Regions from separate parts of the Homo sapiens genome. Here region 2 is linked to region 1. A link is an interaction called in ENCODE POLR2A ChIA-PET data of the cell type or tissue named here. Cell type or tissue: B cell. All regions are shown on one strand.

Region 1 (5,000 bases):
CTCCCCACATCTGTTACAGCCGCTTACAAACACGCAGATGGCAAGAAGATTGATGGCAGGAGGGTCCTTGTGGACGTGGAGAGGGGCCGAACCGTGAAGGGCTGGAGGCCCCGGCGGCTAGGTGAGCACATCCTGCCTTCGACGGGCTCTCGGGGGCCCTGGGCCTGGTGGCCTTGTTCTCCCTTCTCTGCTGCTTTCTGCTTCTCTGTCTCCTGCCGGCCCACCTCTCCCATCGCGTCCTCATCTCCGGCTTCTCTCTCTTGTGGCCATCACATTTCTGACAGCTGCCTGCCTCCTCGTTCTGGGTTACTGTGAGGAGCAGGGGCACCAGCCTGGAGAGGCCTGAGCCCACATGCTGGCGTCCGCCCTTGCTAGCTGGGGGTCCCCTTTTCCTGCCTCATTGTACTCCTCTTAGTGGAAATAACCCCGAGTTCACTGAGCTCAGTGTACTGGGCGCCCAGCTTGGCAGTGACGCATGCTGGGGTTGTAAATGTCACTCGCTCATCTGCTTCTGCTGCTTGCTGTTGCTCTTGTTCACTCTTTTACTGATTCAGCAAGTACCTATTGGATCACCAGCTGTGTGCCGGGCTTCTAGTTGAGCAACACAGAGGCAGCCTCTGCCCTCTGAGCCTCCTGCATTCGGTCTCCTCATTGTCATTTGCTGTCTCAGGCAAGGTCAGTTTGGCTGCAAGTATCAGAAATAAACTTGAGCTTCCTGAAACATAAAGGGCCCTGTTGATGTAGAATCATGGGCATCCTTTGGAGTTCGGAGGTATGTGATGTCCGTGGACCTGAGAACCTGGTAGCTGACGCTGTTAAGAGCTGGGGCAACCAGGCCAGGCGTGGTGGCTCGCCTGTAATCCCAGCACTTTGGGAGGCCGAGGCGGGTGGATCATGAGGTCAGGAGTTCGAGACCAGCCTGGCCAAGATGTTGAAACCGCATCTCTACTAAAAATACAAAAATTAACTGGGCGTGGTGGCGGGTGCCTGTAATCCCATCTACTCGGGAGGCTGAGGCAGAGAATTGCTTAAACCTGGGAGGCAGAGGTTGCAGTGAGCCAAGATAGAGTCACTGCATTCCATCCAGCCTGGGTGCCAGAGCAAGACTCTGTCTCAAAAAAAAAAACAAAAAACAAAAAAACTGGGGCGACCCACCTGTGATGTGTGACAGCCCACAGCTTGCTTCTGCCTCGTTTGCCTCCATGCAGCTAGGTCGGTCCCATGCCTCTTTGCACTGGCCCAGCGCAGCAGGCCACAGGCCCCAGCTTTACACTCAGTCCTGGATGAGTCTCTTGTTTCGGGGTGGGCACATTTGATTGACTCAGTGTTGGGCCTGGGGTCCTGTTGCTCAGGCATGCTTATTGAGGACTGAATCCTGCAAAGCTGAGTGACAGTTGTCAGAGAAGATGATGGTCCCTGGGCAGACACCCAGGCAGTAGTAGCCACTTGGGGCTCCTGTCCTGCCTCCCAGCCCTGTGTCCTGGCTCTGGACTCGCCTGTGCTAGGGAGACCACGCTCTCAGCTGCTGAGCCTCGGAGCTTACCAGGCATGTTCTTACCTTACTCTGGTCTCTCTGGGGTGGAGTGGGTTCTTATAGCTCTGCTGTTTCCTGTTGGGGCGGGAAAATGCTAGAATCTCAGTCTTTCCAGAATCTCAGAATCTTCTAGTTCAATTGCCATTCAAACTTTTTGTTGGTGTTAGCCAATAACATCTTGACTCGGTGCACCCGCAGAAATACTGTAACCTAAAGTTTGAGGAAACAGTTTTTTCTATGTAGTAAGTATATAGTTGTATTCTGCTGTTTTGTTTCTTAAGATGTTGGTTGCAACCCATCAGATTGATGATGGGACTCATTTCTGGGTCATGACCTGAATATAGGAAAGGCTAGTCTAGCTGCCCTGTGCCTGTGACATGGCAGGTGCCTGGTCCGCTGCCTGCTTCTATAAGAATGTCTCCCTGCAGCCTCTTTTCTATACAGAACTCAGCCCTGCCTCACGGAAGCTTTTCCAGGCAGTGCGAGATAGAGGAGCGCTTGAGAAGGCAGGTTTTGCAGCAGACGGCAGTGACAGCCCAGTTCTGCACCTTCTTTGCTGAGTCACTGTGGGCCAGTGACTTGATCTGAGATTGTTTCCCCATCAGAACCATGAGGTTATCATCTGTGCCTTGGGGCTGTTCATCTATCTATTCACTTGACACACACACATCCACCTTTCTATACCAGCTGCAGCGCCACCTGCTGGTACCGTGAGCAAGAGCTGGGCATGCCCACGGTTCCGGTGCCCTGCAGTCTGGTGGGAGAGGCAGGTAGGGGTCGACTCAGGTAGCAAACCTGAAACTCCAGGGGAAGGAAGCGTTTCTGCAACTGTGAGTACATAGGACTGTGAGGAGAGACTTCCCGAGAAAGGATGTTCGGGCTAGCGTTAAGGGTGAGCGTGAGTTCACCAGAGAAGGAAGGGGAGACCAGTCCAGGGCAAGGAGAATGCACAGACACTGGCAGGAAGGTGAGCGTGGGGACACTGGGAAAGGCCTGGGACACGCAGCCAAGAGCCGCGGCTCAGACGCTAGCAGGGCCCGCTCTTGCTGCCTCTACCACCAGTTGACGAGGAGTTTGGACCTTAGGCTGGGGGACGCCAGCAAAGGCTTCTAAGCAGATCACATTTTTGGGTGGAAAGATCATTGGCTTCGGGTTTCTGTGAGGGCGAGGATGATTGGAAGGGAGGGTTTTGAGGAGGCTGTGAAGTGCGCTATGGTTAAGATGATGCGCTTTGGGGCCAGACATGGGTTCCAGTAACGGCTGTTGCCTAGCGAACGCTTTGTGTGAGTTAATTAGAGAAGACGTGGCTGTCTTGTGATGGGAGTGCGCGGGATGAACTGCACGGGGGGACCCGGCCCTGTGAACACTAAGCCAGGGGCTGCCTTCCTGCCCTTTGCTCTTGGAGTCGGCTCATTTCTGCTCCTCCGGGCCCTGTCCCTGCCCAGATTCACCCTCTGTCCGTCTGCCCTGCCCCAGGAGGAGGCCTCGGTGGTACCAGAAGAGGAGGGGCTGATGTGAACATCCGGCATTCAGGCCGCGATGACACCTCCCGCTACGATGAGAGGTAAGATTGGGCGACCGGTGTCCTGGGGTGGGGGGCGGTCACGGGGGGAGCCCAGCCACACAGGTCTGCCCACCTCATCCAGGCCCGGCCCCTCCCCGCTTCCGCACAGGGACCGGGACCGGGACCGTGAGCGGGAGCGCAGAGAGCGGAGCCGGGAGCGAGACAAGGAGCGAGAACGGCGACGCTCCCGCTCCCGGGACCGGCGGAGGCGCTCACGGAGTCGCGACAAGGAGGAGCGGAGGCGCTCCAGGGAGCGGAGCAAGGACAAGGACCGGGACCGGAAGCGGCGAAGCAGCCGGAGTCGGGAGCGGGCCCGGCGGGAGCGGGAGCGCAAGGAGGAGCTGCGTGGCGGCGGTGGCGACATGGCGGAGCCCTCCGAGGCGGGTGACGCGCCCCCTGATGATGGGCCTCCAGGGGAGCTCGGGCCTGACGGCCCTGACGGTCCAGAGGAAAAGGGCCGGGATCGTGACCGGGAGCGACGGCGGAGCCACCGGAGCGAGCGCGAGCGGCGCCGGGACCGGGATCGTGACCGTGACCGTGACCGCGAGCACAAACGGGGGGAGCGGGGCAGTGAGCGGGGCAGGGATGAGGCCCGAGGTGGGGGCGGTGGCCAGGACAACGGGCTGGAGGGTCTGGGCAACGACAGCCGAGACATGTACATGGAGTCTGAGGGCGGCGACGGCTACCTGGCTCCGGAGAATGGGTATTTGATGGAGGCTGCGCCGGAGTGAAGAGGTCGTCCTCTCCATCTGCTGTGTTTGGACGCGTTCCTGCCCAGCCCCTTGCTGTCATCCCCTCCCCCAACCTTGGCCACTTGAGTTTGTCCTCCAAGGGTAGGTGTCTCATTTGTTCTGGCCCCTTGGATTTAAAAATAAAATTAATTTCCTGTTGATAGTGGGCACCTCGGTTTCTTCCTCACTGCTCTGTTTTCCCCAGAAGGTTGTTCCTGACTTGATAGCCCTGCTTGGTTTGGTTTCCAGGGTGTACTTAAAACTTGAGCGTTAGGACATGAGGCTGGCTCTGCCCAGTAGCCAGAGCTGTTGAAAGTGGGGTGAGGCGGCCTCTCGGGCTCCTTGTCTCCCTTGTGTTTTTCACCCTTTTTTCTTTTTCATCTCTGCCACACATTCCTCAGGGCTGACCATACCCCTGTCTTGGTGGGGGGCTGGGAATTAGGAGGGGGCTTGATTACTCAGGGGAAGCCGCAGTTTTGAATATGCAAGGGAAGCTACCATCTGCAAGGGAGAGCGGCACACAGGGTGAGGAAAGGCAGAATACACTGGGCACGGGTGAGACGGGGCAGAGCAGGAAGGGTGGACCCACATCATAATAAGTAGTGACAGAGGAGCAACGAGCAGAAACACAGAAGAGGTTCCACCAGCAATTGAGATTTCAAGCAGATTCCTGGACAAAAGATTAAAGACATTGGTGGTGAGAACACTTCAGTCTGGTGAGTGCAGGGAAGGAAGCCTGTCAGCCTTGCAGAACCCTAGAGGGCCAAGGCTGCAGCTCCAGGAGAGCAAGGGTGGGAGGCCAGAGGGAGAGCGGGGTACAGAACAGTTGGCCTCCCTGTTGGCACTCAGGATGCCTGGGAGCTGGGCCGGGGGTGCCTAGGCAAACCTGCTTGTGTTCAGACCTGCTTGTGTCTTGTAGAAGCGTCTCAGCCTGAAGGCAAACTTGGCCTGATAACTCAGAGGGTCTGTGACTGACACGCAGGATTTCAGTCTGCTTTTTAATGGCTTCAGTTTAACCAACGGAGGATACCCAGACATTTGAGGAAAAACAGACCACAAGATAAATAGAAAAACTGACCCTGGAAGAAATGACTTAGGAATAAAAGAACTTCATACCTCTAGTTACTATATTTCATAGATATCCCAGATACTGCAACTATAAGACTTCTAG
Region 2 (5,000 bases), 300 kb after region 1:
CTGACAACTTTCCACCACCCCGGGGCCATTTTTCCCATTTCCGGTTTTAGTGACTGCAGCCTGATAAGGGCAGGGTCTTCCATCAAGCTGTCAGGCTCCCAGGACCACCCAGGCATCCCTAAAATCCCTGAAGTCCTGGAACATCTCAGGAGGCTGAATACGTGGGGGTGCGAGAGAACAGGTGGGGCCAGGTGGAGGGCAGGACCAAGGGGAGTCCTGGGAGGCTGGATGGATGGACCGGCTCCTTTCTTGGCAGCGGCAGCTCTTTGAGTGTGAACACCTCATTTGCCAAAGAGACACCATCCTCTCTGAGGTAAGGGGCCCCGGGAGGGAAAGAGATTCGCTTTCCATGTGCACCAGCCACTTCCTGCCCCTGGTCTAGAAAGGGAAGTCCTACTTGGGTCTGATCCTTGGATGTGCAGCTGGAGAGACTGGAGGGTTTCCCCAGGTCCCAAGTGTGACCCCTCAGGGATCTAGAAGCCCTTCTGCCCGGTGCTCTCCCTTGTGCCCCAGCTCTTCCCTCAAGCTCACCCTGTCCCTTAACCCCCCAGCCAGTCCCCCCGCCACCACCACCCCCAGTGTCTTTGGGGAACTGGTCCCAGTCTCATTTGGCTTTCGGCTTTCCTAGCGCACTCGCGATGTGGAGAGCCTGGCCCAGACCCTGGAAGAATACAGAGTGACGACGCAGGTAACTCAGCGGCCCTCGCCACCCACCGCGGCCCTCGCCACTTCTCTTTTGCCATCTCTGGGACTTGCTGCCTCTCCTCCTCGTGCCTCTTTGTCAGTGGCCACATCTTGCTTCTTCCATCCTTGATGTATGACTGTATGACTGCATGTCTCCCCCTCTGTTTCTGTATCTGCCTTTTCACTTTTTCTCTGTTCCTTCCATTCACTTTCATTCTCTGTGGGTGTCTTCTCACACACCTCCTCTCCTTATCTTATTTTTTTTTTGAGACGGAGTCTTGCTCTGTCGCTAGGCTGGAGTGCAGTGGCACAATCTCGGCTCACTGCAACCTCTGCCTCCCAGGTTCAAGCGATTGTCCTGCCTCAGCTTCCCAAATAGCTGGGACTACAGGTGCATGCCAGCATGCCCAGCTAATTTTTGTGTTTTTAGTAGAGACGGGGTTTCACCATGTTGGCCAGGATGGTCTTGATCTCTTGACCTCGTAATCCACCCCTCTTGGCCTCCCAAAGTGCTGGGATTACAGACGTGAGCCACCACACCCAGCCTCCCCTCCTTATCTTTATGTGTCTCTGCGAGGCTCGTGTGGGTTCCTGTCTCTGCCTCTAGGTCTAGGCTGTCTGTCTCCCTAGGCAAGTCTTCTCTGTTTGGCTCTGGTCTTTACCAGTCTCTTAGCCCTCATGTTTCTCTTGCCTGTCTGTGAGTCTGTTTCCATCTATGTCTCATTTTTTCATGCATCTCTGCCTCTGCCTTCCTTCTTTTAATTGTCTTGGCTGTGCTTTTTTTTTTTCTTTCTTTTTTGAGATGGAGTCTGGCTGTGTCACCCAGGCTGGAGTGCAGTGGTGCAATCTCGGCTCACTGCAACCTCCACCTCCTGGGTTCAAGCGATTCTCCTGCCTCAGCCTCCCAAGTAGCTGGGACTACAAGCGTGTGCCACCATGCCCGGCTAATTTTTTGTATTTTTAGTAGAGACATGGTTTCACCCTGTCAGCCAGGATGGTCTCGATCTCCTGACCTTGTGATCTGCCCGCCTGGGCCTCCTGAAGTGCTGGGATTACAGGCATGAGCCACTGCGCCTGGCCTCTTGGCCTGTGCTTTAGCTTCTGGATTCCTGTTGCTCTCTCTCTTTGGCTTCCTAACATTCTGTCATGGCTTTCTTCCCCTTGTCCCTAGGCAGTATGTGTCTGGGGAGCCCAAAGTAGTCAGGAAAGGGGAAAGAACCCTGGAAGAGGAGCCCAGAGGTGGATGGGAGGGTGGGAAAAATGCAGAGCCAAATGTGCTCCCCACTTCCTCCTTTGCAGGAACTGAGGCTGGAGATTTCACGCCTGGAGGAGCAGCTGAGTCAGACCTATGAGGGGCCCGATGAGTGAGTGGAATTTCAAGGGGTAGGAGGAGGCAGGAGGGGAGCCTAAGGGCAGGGACACCCTGGCCTCCAGCCCCAAGGTGGGCAGGGAAGGGAGGCCAGCATGAGCTGACTGAGTGGCCACCAGGCACAGAGGCCATCTTCCTCCCTCCTTCCTGTGTGGCCAGGCTACCTGAAGGGGCCCAGCTGAGAAGAGTGGGCTGGACCGAGCTGCTACCCCCATCGCTGGGCTTGGAGATCGAGGCCATTCGACAGGTGGGCCTAACACCCCTGGAATAAGCTGCAGGCCACCAAGGCAGAATCTCCAAACATCTCCCTACTCTGATCCTCACACCAGCCTAGCCCTAACCCACATTGCTGCCAGAGGCTCCTATCGCAACCTTAGCTTTTCTCTAACTCTCTCTACCTCGGATCCTAACCCCAAACCCACTGCCAGACCCAGGCCTGTGCCAGACCCCAGTCTGATCCAGCTTTGACTCACCCCTATCTCGTCTCCCTCCATGACCATCTCACTCCTTAACTTCATCTCGAACCTAGACCTTGGTCCTGGCACCAAATCCTCCCCTGTTCCTGCTTCTGCCCACTCCCCAACCCCAGCCCCACACCAGCCCTTTTCTATCTCTCATCCTATTTTCAGCCGCACACCTAAACCTATTTCTATCTCTGACCTTGTTTTCTACCTTAATATGGCTCTCCCTGACCTCGGAAACAACTTCTGTCCCAGAAACAGGAAGTGGCAACTGCTGATCTCTCCAACCCTCTGTGTGGGGTGTGGCAGTGGGAGGAAGTCATCCATGAGACCAGTGAGGAAACTGAGTTTCCATCTGAAGCCCCAGCTGGGGGACAGGTGAGCACAGGAAAAGCTCTGAAGTCCAGGAGCTGGAAAGGGGCCAGGAGCTCCAGGTGCCGCCCTGGCCAGCCCATTCACTCACACTTTTGCTTGTTCCCCATTTGATGAGAAAATGTTAATTGAGGGCCCAGTGTGTGCTGGACACCCAGCCACAAGCCAGACCAGACACCACCCCTACCCCAGGGACTGACCTGCCAGCGTTGTAGACAAAGGTGAACCAAGCAAACACACAAGTTGCACTGTGGCTTTTATTGTTGGTTTGTTTTTTAGAAAACACTCTTGGGAATTACATTATTTAAAATCGTACTACTGTAGGAAGGGAATAAGTAAGTTGTTTATTCCAGCATTTTAAGGATATATTAAGCATTTATGTTTCAAATGTTAGCACCTTTAAGAAAAGCCAGCAAGCTCACTATGACATCTTTAACTCAGCAATAACCATTGGGGTTTTTTTTGTTTTTTGTTTTTAGAGACAGGATCTTGTCTTATTCTGTTGCCAAGGCTGGAGTGAACTTGACTCACTGCAGCCTCAATCTCCTGGATAAGCAATCCTCCCACCTCAGCCTCCCAAGTAGCTGGGATTACAGGAACACACCACCATGACTGGCTTTTTTTTTTTTTTTGAGATGGAGTCTCACTCTGTCACCCAGGCTGGAGTGCAGTGGCACGATCTCAGCTCACTGCAACCTCCACCTCCCAGGTTCAAGCAGTTCTCCCTGCCTCAGCCTCCCAAGCAGCTGGGATTACAGGAACCTGCTGCCACACCTGGCTAATTTTTGTATTTTTTTTAGTAGAGACGGGGTTTCGCCATGTTGGCCAGGCTGGTCTTGAACTCCTGATCTTAGGTGATCTGCCCGCCTCGGCCTCCGAAAGTGCTGGGATTACAGGCATGAGCCACCATGCCCAGCCTTTTTAAAATTTTTTTATAGAGTTGAGATCTCACTGTGTTGTCCAGACTGGTCTCAAACTCCTGGGCTCAAACTGTCCTCCTACCTCAGCCTCCCAAAGTGCTGGGATTACAAGCATGAGCCACTGCACCTGGCTTTTTTTTTTTTAATTAATTAATTTATTTTGAGACGGTCTCACTCGCTTCTCTGTTGCCCCGGCTGGGGTGCAGTGGCATTATCACAGCTCACTGCAGCCTCAATCTCCCTGGACTCAGGTGATCCTCCCATCTCAGCCTCCCAAGTAGCTGCAACCACAGGCATGTGCCACCATGTGTAGCTAAATTTTCTATTTTTTGTAGAAATGAGGTCTCCCTGTGTTGCCCAGTCTGGCTGAACTCCTGGGGTCAAGTGATCCGCCTACCTCAGTCTCCTAGAGTGCTGGGATTACAGGCATGAGCCACTGCTCTGGGCTCTCTCTCTATTTTTTTTTTTTCTTTTAAAGAAAATGTTGTAAACAGCTCTATAAACAAGCTGTATTGTCTTGAGAACTGCACCACTTCAAAGCTCTTTGCCATCCTTAAGGAGAGACTCATTTCTCTGATCACTTTTTCCCTGGTTTGAGAAAAGCTTTTGTTTCTCTTTGACACCAGAGCTTGTTTGGGTTCTCATTTAACTCTCCCAGTATCTCTGTAAGGCAGGCATCCTCATCTTGTTACTCATGGGAAACTGAGGCTCAGGGAGAAATCACATGCCAATGGTCACACAGCTTGTTGGGGACAGAGCCTCATCCCTCAGAAGTGTAGGTTAGATTGGGCTTCTGCTTTGAGCTGTCAGATGCCCCTGAGAGACAGGCTTGTCAAGGGGAAGACTGAGCCAGGCCTCAGAGTGCAACCTGCGATGGGCCCAGGGATACAGAGCTGAGTCCCTTGGGGCCGGGCCTCTCAGTGCTCAAGGCCTGATAGGAGAGACCCTGCAAATGGGTTGCCCCAGTGCAGAATGATCATTGTGCTAGAGGTGGGGGATGGGCCTGTGGGAGCCCAGAGAAGGGGTATCTGTGTCAGGTCAGAGATTGGGGAAGATATTGAAGGAAAACTGATACTTGAGTGGAAGGAAGGAAGGAAGGAAGGATGGAAGGAGGGAGGGAGGGAAGGAGGGAAGGAAGGAAGGAAGGAAGGAAGGAAGGAAGGAAGGAAGGAAGGAAGGAAGGAAAGAAGGAAG

What was found. Peaks named below come from ENCODE experiments on the same cell type or tissue, not always from the same donor. Only the 100,000 strongest peaks of a DNase experiment are listed, where the experiment ranks them.
Region 2: POLR2A ChIA-PET joins it to region 1 with 7 read pairs; 1 of 35 experiments calls an interaction of 5 or more read pairs at or near these places.

The regions. Positions count from the first base shown.
Region 1 is chr19:49,104,615-49,109,614 of GRCh38, forward strand. It overlaps SNRNP70 (small nuclear ribonucleoprotein U1 subunit 70), which reads left to right. Exons shown (of 10, transcript NM_003089.6): 8 at 20-121; 9 at 3,011-3,098; 10 at 3,181-3,990. The coding sequence ends at 3,829. Among named protein-coding and RNA genes, the nearest start is that of LIN7B, 7.3 kb to the right of the region's middle. RefSeq lists an enhancer at 2,182-3,023. In B cell, CTCF peaks have their summits at 2,250 (motif pointing left) and 2,454; DNase peaks (open chromatin) are centred at 307, 522 and 2,227.
Region 2 is chr19:49,406,984-49,411,983 of GRCh38, forward strand. It overlaps KASH5 (KASH domain containing 5), which reads left to right. Exons shown (of 20, transcript NM_144688.5): 11 at 257-313; 12 at 629-688; 13 at 1,984-2,048; 14 at 2,213-2,300; 15 at 2,770-2,892. Among named protein-coding and RNA genes, the nearest start is that of PTH2, 14 kb to the right of the region's middle. RefSeq lists an enhancer at 1,989-2,038. In B cell, no CTCF peak of the experiment used is centred here; DNase peaks (open chromatin) are centred at 2,012 and 2,798; H3K4me3 peaks cover 1,096 bases; H3K27ac peaks cover 1,297 bases.